Linked DNA regions of Mus musculus: all the other regions are linked to region 1. Evidence: chromatin loops called from intact Hi-C (ENCODE). Cell type or tissue: heart. All regions are shown on one strand. Region 1 holds the start of 2010204K13Rik (RIKEN cDNA 2010204K13 gene). Region 2 overlaps Dgkk (diacylglycerol kinase kappa). Region 3 overlaps Tfe3 (transcription factor E3).

What was found. Hi-C counts contacts between places; a loop is a spot of excess contacts. Peaks named below come from ENCODE experiments on the same cell type or tissue, not always from the same donor. Only the 100,000 strongest peaks of a DNase experiment are listed, where the experiment ranks them.
Region 2: a loop joins it to region 1, with 5 times the contacts of the local background. A loop is called at or near these places in 7 of 42 quality-filtered maps.
Region 3: a loop joins it to region 1, with 2.3 times the contacts of the local background. A loop is called at or near these places in 6 of 42 quality-filtered maps.

What each region holds. Positions count from the first base shown.
Region 1 is chrX:7,417,178-7,425,177 of GRCm38, reverse strand. It overlaps 2010204K13Rik (RIKEN cDNA 2010204K13 gene), which reads left to right and starts at 2,190. Exons shown (of 2, transcript NR_027924.1): 1 at 2,190-2,299. In heart, CTCF peaks have their summits at 2,172 (motif pointing left) and 3,938 (motif pointing right); DNase peaks (open chromatin) are centred at 2,187 and 3,977; H3K4me3 peaks cover 818 bases; H3K27ac peaks cover 652 bases.
Region 2 is chrX:6,918,093-6,926,092 of GRCm38, reverse strand. It overlaps Dgkk (diacylglycerol kinase kappa), which reads right to left. Exons shown (of 28, transcript NM_177914.3): 14 at 1,830-1,929; 15 at 1-149. Among named protein-coding and RNA genes, the nearest start is that of Ccnb3, 120 kb to the left of the region's middle. In heart, a CTCF peak has its summit at 3,755 (motif pointing left); no DNase peak of the experiment used is centred here.
Region 3 is chrX:7,772,009-7,780,008 of GRCm38, reverse strand. It overlaps Tfe3 (transcription factor E3), which reads right to left. Exons shown (of 10, transcript NM_172472.3): 9 at 7,413-7,560; 10 at 4,807-6,515. The coding sequence ends at 6,078. It overlaps Gm39487 (a long non-coding RNA gene), which reads left to right. Exons shown (of 3, transcript XR_003953042.1): 2 at 7,167-7,663. Among named protein-coding and RNA genes, the nearest start is that of Tfe3, 13 kb to the right of the region's middle. In heart, CTCF peaks have their summits at 3,098 (motif pointing right) and 7,019 (motif pointing right); no DNase peak of the experiment used is centred here.

The DNA.
Region 1 (8,000 bases):
TATTATTCAAAGTATTTGGTTTGCTATGGTATTTTTGAGCATAATTTGTTTATGCTGGTCTTCCTTCTCTCCTCCCCGTCCCCTTGCCTCTCCTACCCTCTCAGCCTCCTTCCTGCTTCCATGCCATGTCATGTCTTCTATTTTTGTTCTCTCCCCTCATCAACACCTCCATCAACACCTTCTTTCTCCCCTTTTGTCTCCTTTCTAGTTTCATATCACACAACACACACACACACACACACACACACACACACACACACACACACACATCTGTACATGAGAGAGAACATCCAGTATTTCACTGCCCGCCTGCCTGCCTGCCTGTCTTCTTTTCTTTCTCTTCTTTTTTCTCCCCGAGACAGGGTTTCTCTGCTTGGCTGACTTCCTGGAACTTGCTCTGTAGACCAAGCTGGCTTTGAACTCAGAAATCCGCCTGCCTCTTCCTTTCTGAATCTGGATCACCTCACTTAACAAAACAATGTCCAGGTCCATCCTTTTCCCTTTCAATTTCTTTTTTAAAGTACATGAGTTATTTAACTTTTCTGAGTAGTAATCATAGAGTCAGACAATTACATTCACTGCTAACCATTTGTTGCTAATTAAAACAAACAAACAAACAAACAAACAAACAAAAAACAGTTTTCTAGGATTGGTTTTTAAAAAATTACTTGATATTTAGGCACCAAGAAGTAAAATCTGTATCTTTGATTTTCTTAGGTTAATTTTATGTGGGTGTTTTTAATGTTTTTTATAAATTAAGTTTGTTCTGTAATAATGTCATATATGTTTATATATATGGATTCTGACTGCTCTAATCCTTACTTTCTTGTCTCTCTCTCACCCCTGTCCTCCCTTTCCTACACTCATGGCTTCTTGTTTTGTGACATACTCAGTTTAAAAAGGGTTGCTTATGTGACTGTAACTGTGGAGTTATGCACTGGACCTGGCTGGCTTCCCTAGTGGGTACATATCTGAAGATAATGATATCCGGTCTTCCAGAGTCTACCAATAGCCAATAGTTCCCCAGGGTCCTGTAAGTACTGACAAGGTAGGTAAGGGGAGGTGCTGCTTCAAGTAGGGTAGCCTTGGGAGCCTTGTCCTCTTTGAGTCTCAATTTTGTCACCTTTAAAATGCTACCAATTACTACCCCACAGGGTTTCCACACGTTGGCACTGTGCGGTGGTGTAAAGAGGTGCCCTGTCCCCAAAGGCACTGTGAACATTGCCTGTATCCAAATCTGAACTTTCTCAAAACTATAGCTTAAGGACCTGAATATACCAGAGATGGGGACCAGTCCCACTTGCTGCCCATTAACAGGCTTGCCTTACACCTCACCACGCTTTCTTGCTGCTGCAGAGAGTCCGCTCTCTTCTTCCACATTTCATTGTCACCTCAGGCTGCAATATATCAGGTGACACACTTGCTGTTCTCAGGTGAGGACAGTCACGTCCTACTCCAGATCTGTAAATGAGGTCCACAGGCCAGTGTGGCCTCAGCTCACATCTGCTATCAAGATACTGTCCTAATTAGAAAAAGCAAGCTGTAGAACAGTGTGTACAATATATTTGTGTGCATTGTAAGATAAACATATGAAGTATGCTTATGTATTTGTAAACAAATTATGAAGGAATATGTGAGGAGTTACGCTTTTGACTAGTTCTAATGGGAAGAAAGGAGACTTTTTACTCATTATTATAATTTGAAAGTTGTTACCAGGAATACAGTTTCTTTCATAATAAAAAACCTTTAAGTAAAAACATAGATAACATATAGAAACATATAGTCATGTGTTGTATGATGATGTTTGATCAACAGACCACATATATGATGGTGATCCTGTAAGACTGTGATGAGGATGAAATAAATTCTTATTGCCAAAAGATGGCAGAGCAATTGCCAAATAAGTAACACTACAGTACTCATATGTGTGTGGTGACGCTGGTGTAAATGCAGATGCAGTACTAAAAATAGGTAACAGCCAAACTCCACAGGTATCTGCAGCTCTTGGTTTGCTCATCTGTGAAATCATAGCTAATCCATAGGGCCACAATCCATAGGACCACTGTGCTCATTGAATGACTCACGCTCAGGAAATGCTTCTGCTTAGCAAAATAATGGTATAGAAGAGGCAGAAGGCAGGCTGGTTTGATGTGATAATCTCTTTCGCCACCTTGTGGTTGGTGACGCACAAGTCAGCCGTGCCGCGACACGTGTTAATAAGCAGAGACTCGAGCTTCCTCCAAGTTTGGACCTTAGTGGGCCGGATGATTTGGAACTTGGAGAACTGAGAAATAAAAACGTAAGTAGGTAGCTTATGGCTCTTTCATTTTAGGTCCTTATTGTCTAGACGCTTTACTTACATTCCCTACGCGTGCGTGCGTGCGCGCGTGCACGAGCACACGGGGAAACTCCCCCCTCCCCCCTGCCCCCGGTACTTAAAGAAGGTAAAATGTGCGTGTGTGTGCGTGTGTGCGCGCGTGTGTGTGTGCGTGCGCGCGCGCGCGTGTAAGGTGTTCGTGCTGGTGACTACAGAGGTTACAAGAGGGGCATTGGATCGATCCCCCCCCCCCGAACGTGAGTTATGGACCACCACGTGGGTCTTAGGAATTGAACCCAGACCCTCTGTGAGAATTAAGTGCTCTCAACTATTTATGCATCTTCCCACCTCCAAGTGTTAGTTTCCACAAGTAGATGTTGTGGATGTTCTAGAGACATAGTTCGGAACTCAACCACAGCAGTGTCCATGCGGACAAGAAGAGGGAACATACATGTTTCTACTACTTAGTCTCTAAATCAGATTTCTAGCCAGCTACAAGTTTCTTTGAGCTCCCTAATAGGTCGAGGGGGAGGGGCGTGCACACACACATACCCATGCCATCTATCATCTATATCATCTGTCGTCTACCTTGTTACCTAAGGAAGGAAAACCAGTGTCCCTGCGCAGAAATGTATGTGAGCTAAACACTCAAACACATAAGATAAATAAATCTTAGTTGATTCTAATCCTTACTGTCCCTTGGTCATGGTCTATCACATCCATGGGGCATGGCTTCTGCCAGGCAGTTCTTGTTTTCCTCATGAGCCAAAGTTGTATGGAAGAGCATCCAATCAGTAGAACCTACTAGGGCATAGTCCTTCCCCTAGGCTAAGCTTGGGTTTCCATCCGAGGGAGGCAGGACTCTGAATGGAAGGATTTCTGAAAAAATTACAAGGACTGTTGAGAAATGCTTGGGTAAGGCAGGGAACCATGAGTACTTCAGATCTTGTCTTCCTTTCCCAGATCCAGCTCTCCCAACAACAGTAGGCTTGAGAGATGTATGGCCCAGGCACACCTGGGAATCTAGAGCTGCCTAATTTTTGGTTAGGTTACATTTAAGCTATTTTCTGGGTAGGTAATGTGTTAACAAATGGGAGGGTTGTTTTTGGACTAGGGTCTCCACTGGAGTATGGATCATGCTGTCTAATTTACCATTGTATTACGTAGCTCAGTGCCTCATGAACAAACTAAGTTGGTCATTGCCTTGAACGTGTATATTTTTATTGACATTTCAGGCCCCTAATCTCAAGAGAAGCCTAAGGAGTGTTGTTTTGGTGTCTTGTTAACTAAGGGAAATCTAGAGGCAGCCCCAGTCTTATAATCTACAGTTTCCCATAGGGCTTCTGACTCCCTCCCTTTCCAGAGAGAGGTCTTTCTCTCTTCCACAGTCAGTGTCTCCATTCTGATACTTCTATGCAGCCAGATGTTTTCTAGGGCCAGTTCTGCTCTCAGGACATGTTTTCAGGAGGAAGAGATGAATCATTCTAGCTTTGGTATTGCTGCATCTGAAATCCTGTTGGCATTGAACTTAATATCCAGGGGGGATGGTTGAGCTTGCCTGCAGCCTTGGCATTTGAGCAAGTACCTTATCTCTAGCTTTGTCTGTGACTGCTAAATGGCCACTAGAGGGAGCCAGTGGAGCTTTGGTGGAACATGGCACTTCCTGTTTGCACTCGGTTCCTGTTCTGGGGGGGAAGAAAAAAAATCACTGTTGCTTAGCAACAAGAAAGCCAATCATGCTTGCGTCTCATGCCTCTGTCACTAACCCCAAGTGAGACATAGAACATAAAGTCTCCTTCAGATATTATATACTGTAACGGTTTGGAACTTACTGGTCACTTGAAATGTGGCCTGTGATCTCATTATTTTAAATGGATGGAACTTGAGAATCTCATCCTGAGTGAGATAACCCAGAGCCAGAAGGACACGCATGGTATGTACTCACTTATAAGTGGACATTAAATGCAGGATAACCATGCTACAATCTACAGGCCCAAAGAAACTGGGTAATAAGGAGGTCCTGAGGGAGGATGTGCGAGTCTTACTCAGAAGGGGAAACTAAATAGGTGGATGGAGAGAGGGAACTGGGTAGGAGAGGAGGCGAGGAGGGGAACAGGGATGACGATCAGATGTGGGGAGAAGGGGGGTGAGAAAGGCCTGGGAGTAAGAATGGAAGCCTGAGGGGGGTGCATCTCTGGTGACTAGCTAGAGGCCTGGGATGGGAGAGGATACAGGGAGTCTATGGGGAGTATACCTTAGCTTAGATTCCTAGCAGAGGGCACTGAAATAGGGGACTCAAGACAGCCCACATATTCAGTGTATTTGCTAGACAGACTCATAGGACTCAGTGTATCTTTGCATTCATGACTCAGGTTTTATTATAGCAAAAGGATGTCCAATAAGGCCAATGGGGGCAACTACTTCGGGCCTGGAGAGATCTATGCACAGGCTTCCTCATGGACTTTTCCTCTGTTGAGGGGACATACTAATATACCCTTTCTTAAGAATAAAATGCACACTACATAGGTGGTATATTTTATCCAAGAAAGCTTAGAGCACACGGTTGTTCCTGGAGACTGCTTACTGAACAACCACTGCCTATCACGCACCAAATTTCAGGCTCTCAGAAGAAAGCAAGCATTGTAGGCTACATGGTTTGTACAAATAACATGTCGGGTGCCATATTCCTTTTGAATTTCTGCTTTAATAAATTATCCCAAGCATGTGCTTCTAACCCCAGAATCTGGGCAGCTGGGTCAGGTGGACTATGAATCTAAGGCCTGCCTGAGCTATGATACCCTGTCTTTAAAAACCACAAACAAAATCTATGTTAACCAAACTATTTTCAATTACCTCAAACCCAGAGGCTTAAGGTATACAGTGTTATCATCTTAGAGTCCAGCAGGTCAGGAAGGTAACCTTGGGTTAGAATGCAGGTGTTGATAGGGCCAAGGTCCTGTCTGATGGGCTAGGCCTCCAGTTCCTGTTTGCTTAGGTTGTTTGTCAGAATTCAACTCTTTTGGGATTATAGGCCAAAAGTCTATTTCCTTATCAATAAGCAAGGGAGGCCCTAAAAATGGCCTTCTGATTCTTCTCTTATTTCTCCTCTGAAAGGAAGCTCCCTGCAGCAATAGAGACCTCTAGATCTCTATGTAGGAATAGAGAAGCCTAGATTTCTATGTAGGAATAGGGAATTCTAGTCTTGGTTTTACAGAGGCTGCAGTGCTTGGCACACCAGCCACTCTAATCTCAGCTTCTAGAGGCCACCACACTCCTTAACTTGCAGCTTCATCTTCAAATTCAAAACCAGAATATTGAGTGTTTCTCAGATCTCATCTCTCTAGTCTCCCCTGGGAAAGGGTCTCCCACCTTCATGAATTTATGTGAGTAGACTGGGCCCACTCAGATGAGCCCGATAATTCTTCCATCTGAAATCCCATAACTTTAATTACATCTTCAAAATCTCTTCTGCCATTGGGAGCAACAGGATCTGGGGATTGAGTTGCAAACAGCTTTGAGTGGGGACCCAAGAAAGGGCACATTTCAAAAGGTAATGGTTTTGAGGCTGTTGTGGCAAGTCTTCTGCATATCCATATGTATGGAAAGAAAGATGGGTGCTATGTATTGACTTAATAGAAACTTGGACCCAGGGCTCAGCCCACAAAAACACCTTATTCCCAGATTCCAGTATGACATACACATTCTCACTTTGAGACTGGGCAATGCTGTTTATTCTCCCTTCAAAATCCAGTTAGGAGGGAAGGTTGAGGAAATGGTTACATGATGATGGTTATTATTAGCATAGGGACTGGTAGAAGATAAATAGTCTACTAAAAATTCTTAGCTATGTGCCATGAGCAACTTGTTTTTGTAAGTTTGATCTTCTCTGATATTTCCAAGCGTGATCTTACTGTTTCATAGATTTAAATGAGAGAATGCATATAAGGCACGTGTAAGATAATCGCTTTCGGATCAGAATGGCTGGTGTGCTAGGTGCTGCAGCATCTGTAAATCCAAGAGTAGAGTTCCCTATTCCTACATGGAGATCTAGACTTCTCTATTTCTACATGAAACTCCCTTCCAGAGAAGAATCAGAAGGCCCTTTCTGCTTGAGACAGGGTCTTACTCAGATTCTTGGTGGTGCCACTGACCCTGGTTGCTTTGGCATTTCGTGAATGCTTATCACCTTATGAAAAAAAAAACTTACTTCTCTTTCATCTTATGAAGGTATGCTATTGTGAATTCTTAACCTTTGGGTGTCACCTCTGCCTCCAGCTTGTCCTTCTACCCCAGGCCTGCTACAGTCACAACAGGCCTAAGGTTCCTGACTCAGAATAGAGATATTTTAGCAGATGCTCTAATAGAATCAGAGATCCCAAGTTTTAAGTTCCAAAAGGACATTTGTAAAATAGAACTGCATTAAAAAAAAGTTATAAGAATTTAGGCCTTTTGAATTCAAAGAAATAAGGACCTATAGAGAGGCATAGAGATATATGTGGCCTGCAAAGGGTTTGGAGCCATCCCAGACAAGATGAACATCCTACACAGAAGAGAGAGCTTATCGGGAGCCGGGATACTGATGACAGCATTCAAGGCTAAGGGATTCAATCAGCATTTCAGACTACATTGAAACATTAAAGGGAATCTCTTCCCTCCTTCCCTCCACTCCTCCATCCCTGCCTCCCTGCCTCCCTGCCTCCCTGCCTCCCTGCCTCCCTGCCTCCCTGTCTCCCTGCCTCCCTGCCTCCCTGTCTCCCTGCCTCCCTGCCTCCCTCTCTCCCTCCTTTTCTTTTCTTTCTCCATAATGGATTTGGGTTCCTTTTCATCTCCAAATACCATAATAGTGTATCCTGGGTGGGGGGGTCTCCGATTTCCACTCAGTTATCTTTTCATCTGAACATAGAGATTGAGAAAGTAAAGGTAATCTGTGGTGCTCATGAAAGGCCAACATGGATGTGATGGAGTGGAAACCATTGGAAACCAGAGGCACACACCATGTTTGTAAGGAGCAACAATTTGTCTAAGAGTCCTCAGCAAAATCGACTTGAATCCACACTCCACTGCCTTGATGGTGGCTTGCAAATGAAGATTCCCCTTTTCCCACTGCTAGAATAGTCACGAGTTCTCCTGTAAGAAAGGCACAATATCTAGATCACAAATCAGCAGAATGTTTCAACACACCTACAATCAGAACAATGTGTTCTAGGGTCAGCTGTCCTCCACGAGAGATGTCAGGTTCTTCCAATTTTTTTGGTGGAAGAGAGCCTGGTTAAGACTAAAAAGTGAGGCATGAGAATCAGGACAGGTTAAAACAACTAACTCAGTGACATGTAGTCTCTTCTAGCACCAGTAATACTTTGCGACTCCTAATGTAACAGCACTCTGTATTTCGGGGACGTTACCCATGCACACTAGAGAAAAAATAAAATAAAAATGACCTAGGAGTGCTGTCTAACATGGTTAAAAGCCCACCTGAGCTGCATAGGTGCACACCAGGGCAAAAAGTGTCTCTCTGAATGACAAGCCCCTGGGACTGTACTAAATGGTGTTTGTGGGTACCGTTTTTAAGGGAGAGGAGGTGGCGTATGATATGATTATCAGACCGTTCTGATACATAAAGGGTTTTAGCAGGAGGGAATCATGATGTGCGTTTTATTAGCTGTGTGCCCTATGAAGACACGTT
Region 2 (8,000 bases), 500 kb after region 1:
GCTATGTGGTCTAGTTGAGGCACGAAGGGTTTTCCATCTGCTTGGCTTCTGCTTCCATATGCTGTGGCTGTCCTCTCAGCGGAGGCAGCTACTGCATCCTCAGCCAGGAGATCAATAAGGACACTGAGTTTATCATACATTAAGTCGCTCTATAGCGGGAAGAAGGAAATGGGAGTATTGTTAGGAAAGACAGAAGGAGCAGTAGGGATGGTATGGGGGAGACTGAAAGGTAACACTGCAAAGAAGTCCATATGTGAAGTGATGAAGGACAGGCGATGCTGACACCCATAGGGTAGCAGGGGATTTGTTTCTGAGCAGCTGCAGGTATCTATGCATGCTAACGGTTTTTCTCATGTCAAGATGAATGGCCCTTGAATTTGTATGGATCACAGATAGAAGGGAGAAATGGAAACATTTTCCTGTTAGTATTTTCATAAGCATGCTTCTATGGATGCTGGTGTGCCTTTGGATAGTGTTGGTGTCTGTCTTCAAACATATGTATTTCAAGGATGCGCATCTGCCACAACATTATTTAAACTTTACTTAGAGTAGTAGGTTTCAACCTACCAAATGCTGCAGTCCTTTAATATATATAGTTCCTCATGTTGTGGTGACCCTCAAGCATAAAAATATTTTTGTTGCTAATTCACAACTGTAATTTTGCTACTGTTATGAATCTTAATGTAGATAGGTTAATATACAGGATATTTGATATGCCACCACTGTGAAAGGGTCACTCAACCCCTTCCCAAAGAGATCATGACCCATAGGTTGAGAACTCTGACTTAATAGTTTGTGGTGTGAGACAACTTTCTTAAGCTCTTTATTCCTCTACATCTGAGGTCAGCTGTAAGAATTATATAAATTGATACATTAAGAGCACTTAGAAGACACTCTGACACAAAGTGTGTGCCATGTAATTTTTATTGTTATTGGGTCTGTTTATTTCTCCCCCTGCCTTGGTTTTTCAAGACAGAGTTTCTCTGTGTAGCCCTGGCTGTCCTGGAACTCACTCTGTAGACCAGGCTGGCCTCGAACTCAGAAATCCACCTGCCTCTGCCTCCCAAGTGCTGGGATTAAAGGCGTGCAATACCACTGCCCAGCTTATTTCTCATTTTTAATGTATATGTGGTATGCCTGTTCATGTTTTACTCATATGTGGGTGCACATGTGTGTGTGTGTTGGGGGAGACCAGAGGTCAATGTCAGAATTAGCCTCAATCACTCCTTGACCCTATTCAGAGCCAGGTCTCTGAATCAAACCCCCAGTCCCCTGACATGAATAGCCTCTAGCCACACTGTTCTTAGGGTCCCCTGCCTCCACTTTCCAGAGTGGAATTGACAGTGCTCACCCAGAAGTTATGTGGGCTTCTGGGGTTCCAAATTTCAGTCTTCACATTTATATAGGAAGCCCTTTAACTGTTGAGCCATGCCCTACCTCCTGCAACCTGGCATATTTCTATTGTATAAATATGTTTGCAGCACCATTGTACTAATATCTCCATCTTTTGCAAATGTATATGCATATATCTTTATGCATGCTTTGGTGCATAACTCCATTCACTGATCCTTAATGTACACTACTGTCTATTTGTGGGCAGATTCTTGATATATAACTAGGTGCATGGAGATGGATATGGATTTACATCAAAGCACCAGTGTTCATTTGGCCAAGATGAAGTTCTGAAGTTGGGCCTTCCTCATTAAGAAGATTCAGCACCCACTTAACTTTGCCACTACTTGATGATTCCCCAGTAAGAGGCACACTCTTGTATTGAAAAAGTGAGTGCCGGCTCACAAAGGGATGAGATAGTAAGAAAGGACACTTACTTTCAAAATCACAGACTCCACTGCTGTGCTGTTCTGTTTTATTTGGTGCCAGGCCTTTACAATATCTTCCACAAAATCTTCCACTGCTGAGCACAGGAATCTGGAAAGATGAGGTAGATAGCATATGTGTTAAGAGCCTGTGAGACCTAGAGTTGTTATAGATCTTCCTCCCCCTTCTGTCTCCTTTTTACAACATACCCTGCCTTCTCTGTCCACTTTCCCTCTTACCATCCGTCTTTCTGTGTTTTATTTTTCCCTGTACATATGAGGAAGCATGCTCCTTTCCCACTTAGGTCCAGTTTCACCCCACTTCCCAAGGGATGTACCTGAGATAGGTTTCCTAGCATTTCTTAGTAACTGTTATATATGACCAGAAAAAGAGACTTTGTTTGGCTTACATTTTCACCATGGGTCAGTCGGTGCTAGTTCAAGGGCTAGCTGATAAAGTATAAATGCAATGACACAAGGGAATGTCTTTTGTGTATGTGATTAGTGCTTCTCAGATGAGAGTGTAGTGGATGGGCTAAGAGCCTTTGTTCCTAAGAGTGCAAGAGAAAATGAAAGAGCCAAATGTTTAGGAGGGGGGTGTGTTGCTTGAGTTATAAGACAGCACACAGGTAAGGCATCAGTCCCTGGATACTTGGCTCAAACTTCCACTAGTCCCCTAATATTCCAGGGCTGATGGGACCTAGGACTCTGACTTTTGCCACCCTTATGCCCAGAGGTAAGGAGTCCACAGAGAACCCGCCCATACAAGAGCTGTGGATACCCTAGCTGGACCTGAAATGTAAGCAGTCTCCAGAATATTAGCCACCACTCCCATTTCCACTCACTAGACATTATAATTTCATATGTGCAAGTCCCAGGAAGGAAACAAACAAAATTGGCATGCTAATCCAAGAAAACTTATATCCACAAAAAATTACTGATCCCATAATAATGAAACCTAATGAAAAGGATGGGGGAGAATTTCAGAGAAAGGATTAGAAAGAATGATTATAAGCATGTCCAAACAACTCAAAGAAGACAAGACTAGTCTCTAAGAGAACAAAAGAGATAAAGAAGTCAATACACATTATGAAAAGAGAATTCAATAAAAACATAAAATTACTGAAGAAAGTTAAACTGAAATCCTGCTGGAAATGAAAAAGCCAATGAACAGGACTAGAAGCCACACTGCAGCATGAATTGCTTATTACAGTTAAGTAATTGAAAGGGACCTAAGTACATTAACATCCAATCTGCTTCTTCTCCAGTCCTAGAGTCTATGTGATCAATACCCCAATAAACCTCACGTACCATCAAACCCGTGGAATATCTCTATTAGTGGCTTGAACTTGCTGCTGTGATCGCAACCAATGCAGGCACCAGCACCACATGGCCATTTTACTTCATTTAAAATAGGCTCAAAGAATCCCACCAGGATATCCATAAAAGTGTTGGTAGGAATTTCATAGAAGGGTTTTCCAGTGACTGCTGCCAAGGCTATGACCAGTAAGTAAGTCAGTGGGAAGAGGTGAAGCCATGGGAGCTAGGCACACCTCTAAACAGTGCTTTGGCTACCACAGAGCCAGCAACGGCTTCTGTCTTTGTGTGAACGCAGCAAGTGGGGCTAGATGCAGTTTGCCTTAGCTACCCACAGCCCACAGAACAGAGTCAAAAAAAACTATATATAAGACAACCCAAGAGCCCACTGGTAGGAGCTGGTAAAAATCAACACCAAGTGTGACCAGGGCCACAACCAGGACAGGAGAGAAAAACCAGTGGCTCTAACAAAGAGGAAAAAAAAGCCCAAACGACATTCAGGACAGCGATCTTGTTTTCGTATATCCCACTTCATCGACTTCCTCTATAGCTATTTCTTATGTATGATGCACAGTAGGGCATTATAAATGCAGGCCAACAGTGTCCCCTGCTGTTCACACCTTTTGCTGTTTTACTCCCTCTTTTGCTTTCATTTGTTTCTTCCTTCCTCTTTCTCCATATGCATTCCTTAGTACTACGTCTCCTAAAGCCCAAAGGCTGACCTTATTTATGAAATTGGGATACATATCTTTACCTCTACTTTTTAATCTACCACTAGTCAAAACTCCCATATATTAACTCCATGTCTCCTTTGCCTCGATTATTCCCATCCCTACTTCCAACATAAGAACAGAACACTCATCACTAGACTCAATGGGATTGTTCACCTCCTCTCTTCTTTTCCATTCTTCTCATACTAATATATGAGCATACACAGCAGCATTGGGGGTCCTTTATTCCCTAAAGTAGTCAGTACTTTTTAAGTGTCTTTTTCATACTCACTTTCTAGTATTTTATCAGAGTGCTTGAACTATGGAATAGTGACTGGTGCTTCAGACAGTAGTCAGTCCTCAGACTGGAGACAGAGCCTGCTACCCGGAACACTAGTCTAACAGATGAAAACATTACCCCACCCGCTGCAACCCAGTCTCTCCTGAGCATTGCAAACATACTCACTGAAAGAAGAGAGGCGACCAGAAGAAAAAGAGTAAAAACAATGCATCTTAATCCCCCAAAGCTGATCCCACTGCAAAACCCCATGTAACGTGAAAACCCTATCTCCTCCAGAAATTACCAAGCCCATACTAATGACCCCCAAGCAAAATTGATTAGACAAAATCCAAGTTTCAGAATGCAAAGCAATAATTATACATATGTAATAATATCTCAGAGAGGACTCCAGTCGTTTCAAAGATAACACAAAGAGACAGCTGGATGAAACAAGGAAGTCAGTTCAGGATCTGAAAATAGAATTTAATAAAGAAATAGACATACCTAAAAACCTCAAACCATAATAATGATGGAAATGAAAAACATACTAGATCAAATAAAAATGTCGGTGAAAAGCGTCCCAATAGGATGAATCATATGGAAGATAGACTATTAGGCAATGAAGACAGAATGGAGCAGCAGCTCTCAACCTGTGGGTGGTGACCCCTTTGGGGTTTGAATGACCTTTTTATAGGGGCCACTTGACACCTAAGAAAATATTTGCGACAAGTCCCTTCTGGTCAGCACCAGCACCCGGTCACCTAGGGCACGGAGTCGGTGGATACCCCCATGGTCCCTAGAGGACTCTCCACGGGATTTTAGGATCATTGGTGAGTGGAACACAACATCAGTTCCAATCCAATAGGGTGGGACCTGAGACAGCATTAGGGAAGCAGAAAAGCTGGCCTGACCAGGGTCACAAGTCCCTTCCGGTTGGCACCAGCACCGGGTCACCTTGGGTGCCGAATCAGTGGACATCTCCACAGTCCCCAGAGGACTCTCCACGCGATCTTAGGATCAGTGACCAGACAGCTCCATGCTCCTCAAAGGAGACACCATTTCCAGACACTGTAACACGCCCAGGATCTTTGACAACAGGATCCCAGGATAAAAGGAGCTTGGTCACATCAGTATTTCAGGGTCTCAGAGGAACTTGACTGCCAAGAACTCTGATACACCCAGAATCTCAAGTTCACAGGAGCCCACAATCAAAGGATCACAGAGAAAGCTGAACTCTGAGGAGTCCTGAATCAACTGGGATTATAGGAAGGACAGGCTCTAATCAGATATATTGAGGGCAGCAAGCACTTGAGATAATCAGATGACAGAAAGCAAGCATAAGAACAGAAGCAACAGAAACCAAGGTCACTTGGCATCATCAGAACCAAACTCTCCCACTTTAACAAGTCCTGGATGCACCATCACATCAGAAAAGCAAGACATGGATCTAAAGTCACTTCTCATGATGATGATGGAGGACTTTAAGAGGGAAATAAAGGAAAACACAGGTAAACAGCTAGAAGCCTTTAAAGAGGAAACACAAAAATCCCTTAGAGAGTTACAGGAAAACAATATCAAACAGGTGATGGAATTGAACAAAAACATCCAGGATCTAAAAATGGAAGTAGAAACAATTAAGAAAACCCAAAGGGAGACAACTCTGGAGGCAGAAACCCTAGGAAAGAAATCAGGAACCATAGATATGAGCATCAGCAACAGAATACAAGAGATGGAAGAGAGAATCTCAGGTGCAGAAGATTCCATAGAGAGTATGGACACAACAATCAAAGAAAATGCAAAATGGGATGGACCATCTAGAGACTGCCATATCCAGGGATCCATCCCATAATTAGCCTCCAAACGATGACACCATGGCATACACTAGCAAGCGTTTGTTGAAAGGACCCAGATATAGCTGTCTCTTGTGAGACTATGCCAGGGCCTAGCAAACACATAAGTGGATGCTCACAGTCAGCTATTGGATGGATCACAGGGCCCCCAATGGAGGAGCTAGAGAAAGTATCCAAGAAGCTAAAGGGATCTGCAACCCTATAGGTACAACAACATTATGAACTAACCAGTACCCAGGAGCTCTTGACTCTAGCTGCATATGTATCAAAAGATGGCCTAGTCGGCCATCACTGCAAAGAGAGGCCCATTGGACACGCAAAGTGTATATGCCCCAGTACAGGGGAACACCAGGGCCAAAAAGGGGGAGTGGGTGGGTAGGGAAGTGGGGGGGTATGGGGGACTTTTGGGATAGCATTGGAAATGTAATTGAGGAAAATACGTAATAAAAAATATTTAAAAAATAAAAAAAAGAAAATGCAAAATGCCAAAAGATCCCTTTCTCCCTACCTATTCAATATAGTACTTGAAGTCCTAGCCAGAGCATTTCGACAACAAAAGGAGGTCAAAGGGATACAAATTGAAAAGGAAGAAGTTAAAATATCACTATTTGCAGATGATATGATAGTATATATAAGTAACCCTAAAAATTCCACTAGAGAACTCCTAAACCTGATAAACAGCTTCAGTGCAGTAGCTGGATAAAAAAAAATTAACTCAAACAAATCAGTGGCCTTTCTCTACACAAAGGACAAACAGGCTGAGAAAGAAATTAGGGAAACAACACCTTTCACAATAGTCACAAATAATATAAAATACCTTGGTGTGACTCTAACTAAGGAAGTAAAAGATCTGTATGATAAGAACTTCAAGTCTCTGAAGAAAGAAATTAAAGAAGATCTCAGAAGATGGAGAGATCTCCCATGCTCATGGATTGGCAGGATCAACATTGTAAAAATGGCTATCTTGCCGAAAGCAATCTACAGATTCAACACAATCTGCATCAAAATTCCAAACTCAATTCTTCACTGAGTTAGAAAGGGAAATTTTCAAATTCATCTGGAATAACAAAAAACATAGGATAGCAAAAACTCTTCTCAATGATAAAAGAACCTCTGTTGGAATCACCATATCTGACCTAAAGCTGTACTACAGAGCAATTGTGATAAAAGCTGCATGGTACTGGTATAGCGACAGACAGGTAGACCAATGGAATTGAAGACCCAGAAATGAACGCACACACCTATGGTCACTTGAGTTTTGACAAGGGAGCTAAAACCATCCAGTGGAAAAAAGATAGCATTTTCAACAAATGGTGCTGGCACAACTGGCAGTTTTCATGTAGAAGAATGTGAATTAGTCCATTCCTATCTCCTTGTATTAAGGTCTAATCTAAGTGGATCAAGGAACTCTACATAAAACCAGAGACACTGAAACTTATAGAGGAGAAAGTGGGGAAAAGCCTTGAAGATATGGGCACAGGGGAAAAATTCCTGAATAGAACATCAATGGCTTGTGCTGTAAGATCGAGAATCGATAAATGGGACCTCATAAAGTTGCAAAGCTTCTGTAAGGCAAAAGACACCGTCAATAAGACAAAAAGACCACCAACAGATTGGGAAAGGATCATTACCAATCCTAAATCAGATAGGGGACTAATATCCAATATATATAAAGATCTCAAGAAGATGGACTCCAGAAAACCAAATAACCCCATTAAAAAATGGGGCACAGAGCTGAACAAAGAATTCTCACCTGAGGAATACCGAATGCCAGAGAAGCACCTAAAAAAAGTTCAACATCCTTAGTTATCAGGGAAATGCAAATCAAAACAACCCTGAGATTCCACCTCACTCCAGTCAGAATGGCTAGGATCAAAAATTCATGTGACAGCAGATGCTGACGAGGATGTGGAGAAAGAGGAACACTCCTCCATTGCTGGTGGGATTGCAAGCTTGTACAACCACTCTGGAAATCAGTCTGGTGGTTCCTCAGAAAATTGGACATAGTACTACTGGAGGATCCAGC
Region 3 (8,000 bases), 350 kb before region 1:
CCCAATGGTGATAACTTTAGCTGAAATACCCAACAATGGGGAGATACAATCTGTAGAGACCACCTCTAGTAGATAGGCACAGCCCCCAGTTAAGGGATGGGGCCACCCACCCATCTCAAAACCTTTAGCTCAGAAATGTTCATGTCCAAAGGAAAGATAGGGACAAAAAATGAAACAGAGACTGAAGGAAAGGCCCATCCAGAGACAGCCCTACCTAGGGATCCATCCCATCTGCAGGCACCAAACCCTGGCACTATTGCTGATGCCAAGAAGTGCTTGCTGACAGGAACCTCGTATGGCTGTCTCCTGAGAGGCTTTGCCAGCATCAGATATACAGCAATACAGATGCAGATACTCACAGCTAACCATTGGACTGAGCCCGGGGAAGGACTGAAGGAGCTGAAGGGATTGCAACCCCACAGGAAGAACAACAGTATCAGCTAACAACGGGACCACCCAGAGCTCCCAGGGACTAAACCACCATCCAAGGAGGAACCTACAGCTCCATCTGCATAAGTAGCAGAGAATGGCCTTATCTGACATCAATGGGAGGGGAGGCCCTTAGTTCTGTGGAGGCTCAATGCCCCAACTTAAGGGGATGCTAGAGTGGTGAGGCAGGAGTGGGTGAGTAGGAGGAGGTGAAAAAAAAACTTTTGGCACAAAGCTATTCAAAACCGTTGTCCTCCCTTTTATCAGCTAGCATATATTAATTATACATAATAATGGGCTTCATTAAGACATTTGCATACATGTCTATATTTTCATCATATTCACCTCCAGATCCTCTCCTGTCCCCCTCCTCCTTCCACACTCCTTCTCAAGTAGTCCTTTTTTCATTTCAAGTAATTTTGTGTGTGTGTGTGTGTGTGTGAGACCCAGTGACTTAGCATGGGGGAGGAGTTATTTACAGAAGCAGGAGGCCCTTATCAGTGGCCACCACTGAAGAAAATGTCCTTTTCTCCTCCCAGCAATCATTAACTGCCAAAAGCGCCTCACTGGCTACAGTTAACTGCCTCTAAATCCTTCAGGTTTGGGGGAAGTTGTGAGCCATGGTTTTACTCTGAAGCCCTGGCTGATCTCAAGCTTCCAGAGATCTTTTAATCTGGCTTCCTGACTGTCTACAAATGCGACCCACCAAACCTAGCTTCTTTTATTATTTTAAAACCGCGCGCACGTGTGTGTGTGTGTGTGTGTGTGTGTGTGTGTGTGTGTGTGTGAGAGAGAGAGAGAGAGAGAGACAGAGAGACAGAGAGAGACAGAGACAGAGACAGAGACACAGAGAGAGAGACAGGAAGAGACAGGGAGAGACAGGGAGAGAGATGGGAGGTGATGGCATGTGCCTTTCATCTCAGCACTCAGGAGGCAGAGGCAGAGGCAGGCAGATCTCTGAGTTTGATACCAGCCTGATCTACAGAAAGAGTTCCAGGACAGCCAGGCTACACAGAGAAACCCTGTCTCAGAAAAACCAAACCAAATCAACAACAAAAAATAACAAACAAACAAAAAAAAAAAAGCAAAAAAGCAACCCTGTCAGCCGGGTGTGGTGGTGCATGCCTTTAATCCCAGCACTCGAGAGGCAGAGGCAGGCGGATTTCTGAGTTCGAGGCCATCATGGTCTACAAAATGAGTTCCAGGACAGCCAGGGCTATACAGAGAAACACTGTCTCGAAAAAAACAAACAAACAAACAACAACAACAAAAGCAACCCTGTGTGTACAGGAGCTGGACTCAGCTATTAAGGAGTGTACTCAGCTATTAAGAACAGTTGTTGCTTTTACACAGGACCCAGGTTTTATTCCCAGCACCCACATGGCAGCTCACACCTGTCTATAACTCCAGTCCCAGGGGCTCTGATGTCTGATCCTCTGACCTCAGAGAGCACCAGGCATGCATATACATACATGCAGGCAAACCTCTCCTACACATAAAATAAAATATAGCTGGCTGTGGCAGCATATGTCTTTAATCCAGCATTCTGGAGGCAGAGGCAGGCAGATCTGTGAGTTTGAGGCCAGCTTGATCTACATAGTGAATTCCAGGACAGCCAAGGCTACATAGTGAGATGCTGTCTCAAAAAATTATTGTGTATGTCTAACAAAAATTGGCGTGTTTTAAATTATTTTTGAATGTGATATTCGGGAGCATTAATTACACTTGCAATGCTTAGCCACTGATACTATGTATTTTCTGAACTTTCTTTTATTGTCCCAAACAGAAACTGTACCCTTAAAATAACATCTATTATCCTTTATTATCCCGGGGGTAGAATGGCTCAATGGTTATGAGTAATGACTGCTCTTCCAAAGGACCTGGGTTCAAGTCTCAGCATCAACATGGCAGCTTACAACTGCCTGTAACTCCAAGATCTGATGCCTTCAGTCATACATGTAGGCAAAACACCAATGCACATAAAATAAACTATCTATTATTCTGAACTTCCCAGCCTCTGGTAACATCTGTTGTACTTTCTCTGTAAATTGCATAGTCTAGCTACCACATGAGTTATACCACATATGAGTTATATGTCCTGTGTCTGGGTCATATCACTTAGCATAACTGTTGTCTGTTTTGGTTGTGAGCTCTAACCTTTAATGGCCAAGTTATCCCTCGAACCTGAGGCCTTATATCTTGAAATGTATTCTTCTATGTGTTTATTGATTGGTTGTTTTAGGTTTTTTTTTAAAAAAGATTTATTTATTATTATAAATAAATACACCTTAGCTGTCTTTAGACACACCAGAAGAGGCTGTAAGATCTCATCATGGGTGGTTGTGAGCCACCATGTGGTTGCTGTGATATGAACTCAGGACTTTTGGGAGAGCAGACAGTGCTCTTACCCGCTGAGCCATCTCACCAGCCCTGTTTTAGGGTTTTTGAGACAAGGTCTTGCTATGTAATCCAGGAGTGGGGCCTGAAACTGCCTGTGACCAACATGCTGGCCTCAAACTCAAGAGATTCACTTGTCTCTGCTTCCCAGGAAGTGGAGTGAAAAAGGATAGCAGCATGTCCTTGTTCTCTATTTTAATAATTCTTTCTCTTTCCTTTATTTCTGAAGTGCATGGATGGTTTGTGTTAGTGCACCGTGCACATGCAGTGCCTAAGATAACCAGAAGAGGGCATCAGATCCTCCTGGGACTGGGGTTCCAGAGCCACACTGTGCAGGGCCTGGGAATGGAAACCTGGGTTCTTGGGAAGGGTAGCCAGCGCCCTTTACTGCCACACCACGTCTCCAACATCCTTCTTATTTTACAGCATCCTTGTTTGTGAGACAAGGTCTCACATAGATCAGGCTGGCCTCAAGTTTACGATGTAGTACAGGCTGGTCTGCAGCTCCTGACCCCTCTTTCCTTTGCCTTCCAAGTGCGGAGTTTACAGGTGATTTCGTTTACCCAGCTGGCTACTTTTTGTTGGTATTGTGTGTAGGTTATGTGAGAACACGTGTCATGACCCACATGTACACCATGGCTGTCAGAAGACAACACCGTGGAATTGGTTCTCTACTTCCTCTTTTAAGTGAATTCAAAGAATTGAACTCCAAGTGGTCAGGTTTGTACCAAGTGCTTTTTACCATTGTACTGAGCCATTATCACCCACCCACTGTGGTTCTGAGACAAAATCTCAACTCACACTATAGCATAGCCTAACCTAGAACTTCCTCCTGCTTCAACCTTGGGATTGCTTGGCAGAACGTCCCTTACTATTCCTGCTGCAGCCTCCTAAGCACTGGGTTTCTTCTCATGAAGAGAAGATGCTGTAACCGGGACTGTGCACTCACAGGGACCAGCCTGGTGGTGATGTTAAGGACCAAGTCTGATGCTTGTCCTGTTGATCAGTAAGTATGCTGAAGAATCATCAGAAAAAGATTCCTCCCGGCTTTCAAGTGATGAGACAGATGTGTCATTCCAGACCTCAAGAGGCAGAGGATGCAGCTTGTACTATTTGAGACTTTGTCTTAAAAAAAATTAATAAAGAGGCTACATATGTGTGCTTATCTACATTTACATGCCCCACAATACCAAATTCATGTGCTTCCCTATTTTTTTTTTTTGTTTGTTTTTTCGAGACAGGGTTTCTCTGTATAGCCCTGGCTGTCCTGGAACTCACTTTGTAGACCAGGCTGGGCTCAAACTCAGAAATCCACCTGCCTCTGCCTCCCGAGTGCTGGGATTAAAGGCGTGCACCACCATGCCCGGCTTTCCCTATTCTTTTGTTGAGATGGGTCTGTATAACGAAAGCTGCCCTTAACTTGCAAACTGTCCTGCCTGCCCCCTGTGGTGTTCCAGACATGGTGGCAATGCTTGCTCCCACCTGCACTGGTTTTGTTTTTGTCTTTGTTGTGTCTGTGGGAGCTTGAATACCTTTTGTTGAATACCTCACATACTTTATCAGCGAGCCTGCAAGGCTGGGGACATGGCAGAGTGTTGGAGGGCTAGCTGGGTCTCCAACTACAGCCCTGTAAGGAAGAGTAAGTATCTCTCTCTGCACATGGCATTCCAGCGTAGCGCACTTACAGGCTGCCTGTCTGCAGAAGGTACTGCCTCTCCCACCAGCGAATGGCAAGGAAACGGGCATACAGAGCAATACCCCCAGGGAAATCAACGAGGCGAAAGCACAGCAGTTCAGCTGATCCATGGCAGGCTCTTTGCTTTTGCTTACAGGTAGTTTCCCTCTGGGCTCTCCTTCTATCTAAAAATTCTCTATTTGGTCCTCTGAAATCTGTTCTACTTTTTTCTAGAATTGTGATTTCTCCTGACCCACAGGGGGCCATGATCATTGCACCATTAAAAACAAGAACGGGAGACTCAATGCCAAAGTTAAAAGCGCATCAAACACGCCTAGCATTTATTATTTTAGTCAAACCTACAGACCCCTCAGTAAACCCTCCTCGGGGCCTGGCCCCAGCAACTTAAAGCTGAAGACCTTGGGTGTAGGTGGCAGGGACGGGACTAGGTGGGGACTGGCTCTGAAACAGGGGTAGTCTCTCGAATGGAGAATGGTGTGGATGGGGCAGAGGTCAGGGTTGACTTAGCATCTGAGTGGGTGGGTTCAATAAAAAATTCACAAACAAAACACGGATACATTATACCTTTGCCACCATTCCTCCCAGGCCCTGCCTTTAAGGGAGACTTCTCTGTTTCCCTGGGCTGCTAAAGAGCCTGGGCATGCCCTTTCATTACCATTTTCTACAAGGTGAAGGGAAGTACTGGGGTGCCTAGACTGGGTCCACACTAATCCCTTTCATCTCCCAAAACTGCCCCTCAAGGCAGAAAAGGCAAGGTCGTCCCAAGGGTGAGGACCTAAGTTACACTTGATCTAGGTCAAAATCTGTTCCCTTCCCCAAGAATAAGGTCAGCACAGAGTCCTCACAGGTCAGGTCCCAGGTTGGTCCTAGGTTAAGGCAGGGAGCTAAGGAACTGATCCTCCCTGCCGAATGGAATGCTTGCACGGTGTCCTGCTAAGGGTCAGGGTTAGGACTGGGGCCTCTACATGGGAGATCAGAGCCTAGTAATTCCTCCATACCTGTAATACCTGCGCTGAGCTTTTCCTATAGAGAAGGGATGGGTCCCAGGGGGACGGGCTGGATCACACCCTTACTTCTGTTCCTTGCCAGAACAAGTCAGGGGTCAAAAGGAAGAGATAGGGATTAACCCTCCAGGGGTGGGACACTTATTTTTTTTCTTCCAGTGCCAGGAAAAGTTGGACTGGCAATTCCCAGAGAAGGAATGGAGTAGCATCCTGGCATCTCCTTTCCTTCAGAGACCTGTTTCTAAGGATCTCTAGTGGCCAGGGGCATACCCTTACCCTGCCTCCTTCTATCACCGAGGCAGGAGTAGGACCAGGGGCGAGGGGTAAGGCTATGATGCTCAAGTGATGAACTGTGATTTCCCAGCTCTCTCCTGCCTTCTTCCCCACGAATGGAAAGGGGGCAGGGCCTCACCTGATTCCTCCTCCTTGCCTATTACAGGGTTGGGGCCTGATTGCAACTCCTCTTCCCCCAGATTTCCTGGACAGGACAGTCTCACAGGAGGGTAGGGAAAAAAGGCAGGGTCTCATCCAGGGGGAGGAGTGAGGCCTGATCAGGACTCCTCTTCCATGCTGAAGCTGCTACGGCGGCTGCTGGCCTTGGAAACAGCCGGGGATACTGAAGAAAGCAGGGGGTCAGAAGCAGCCCGCAGTGGGGACAGGGCACCCCCTGACAGTCCTCCCACCATCCCCTCCTCCTCCATCAGAATGTCCTCTAGCCCTAGGTGGAAGGGGTCCCCCAGGTCTCCCAAGTGGTCGCTGGGAAAGTGTAGGTCCAGAAGGGCATCCGAAGGTGGTGCTGGAGGCTGTTGTGGAGGAGCGTTCTGGGCAGGTCCTCCCGATACATGGAACGTTGTGCTAGGCCTGCCCTCCTCCTCAATGTCCAGCTGTTCTGGCTTGAGGCTGTCAGAGACCGAACTCGTGGTTAGGGAGAGCAGTCCTGGGTTGGGAGGGACTGGCAGACCATGGATCTGGGCCTGCAGTTCTAGCTCCTGTAAAAACGAAGGGGTGGGTACAAAGTAAGATGGGGTGCAAAGCCCGTCACAGGTAGAAGAGTGTCTTCATTGAAAGGCCAGGCTACTAGGTTCCAATGCATCCTCTGGCCCTCACTACTTGCCAAATTTTATGCTTAGTCTCTGAGCCCCAGAGTCCTCCTCTGTAAAATGGTACAATAATGGAAGGTTCTCTCATATGGCTGTTTCTGGAAATTAAATGAGTTAAGGGGCATACAGCTCTTATTACAGCACAAGTCAACATATATGCGACATACATTAGACTACTATTTGGAGAATCTCTTTGCTACCCCCCCCCCCCAGACAGGGTTTCTCTGTGTATCCCTGTCTGGCCTTGAACTCAAGAGATCTGCCTTCCCCTGCTACCCTGGAATTAAAGGCATGTGCTACCATGCCCAGATGAGACTCTTTTATTTTTTTAATATTTATTTTTGTTGTATATTGGTGTTTTGCCTGCACATACATGCATCATGGGTACAATGCCTGTGGAGGCCAGAAGAGGGCGTCAGATCCCCTGGAACTGGAGTTACAGACAGTTGGTTTTTGTTTTTGTTTTTGTTTTTTAAAGTGCTCTGGAAGAGCACCCAGTGAGCCATGAAACCATCTGTTTCTTACTTCTAATTTTTACAGGCAGAGTCTGGCCTTGGCCCTTGAACCCACAGATCCCCCAGCGTCTGTCTGGCTCCTGAATGGTAGGATGAAAGGCATAGCAGAGAAGCACCATGCCAGGTATCCTAACTATTCTTGGTAATGCTGTGCTGTGTATTTATGTCATCATCATTTGAATTGGGTTGTCTAAAGGGAAAGCCGGTCAGTGCTTTGCCTGCCTCTACCTGCAGAAGTGTCAGTCACCCTCCCAATTTTCTCTCCTCAAACCTGAATCCGGAGCTGCAGGCTTCGGTTGGCTTGTTCCAGGGACCGCTGCCGGCTCTCCAGGTCTTTGGAGCGTTGCTGTTCCTTCTGTAATTTGCGGATGTAATCCACAGATGCCTTCAGGATGGTGCCCTTGTTCCAGCGCATCTCCCTGTGGGGCCCGAGAAGAGGGAGAGATCGAATACTGCACACGTGACTCGCAGGGGGGATTGTACCACGCAGAGCGAATACCTGACCACATGGCAGAATCCGAGGTAAATCAAAGGGTTAGAGTGCTTTCGATAAACCCTATGCTTGCAATCATCCAGTGGCGGCCATTATAGCCCCAAACCTAGAAGCCCTCCTGACCCTTTTTGGCTCGTTTCCTCCATGACAGCCAAGGCTGGCCTCTCAAGTGTTAACATAGGAAACTATTTTCATCTCAAGCCCTGTACTCGGATACAACCCTGCACCTAGAGTGCTTTCCCTCCACCACATGGCCTCCTCAATCTTGCCCATTCCTGTTCTGGGCTGGGAATGAACGGAGGGCCTTGCACGTGGTAGGCAAGCACTATGCTTAGCTACATACAGAGCTCCGTTTTTTTCAGCTCT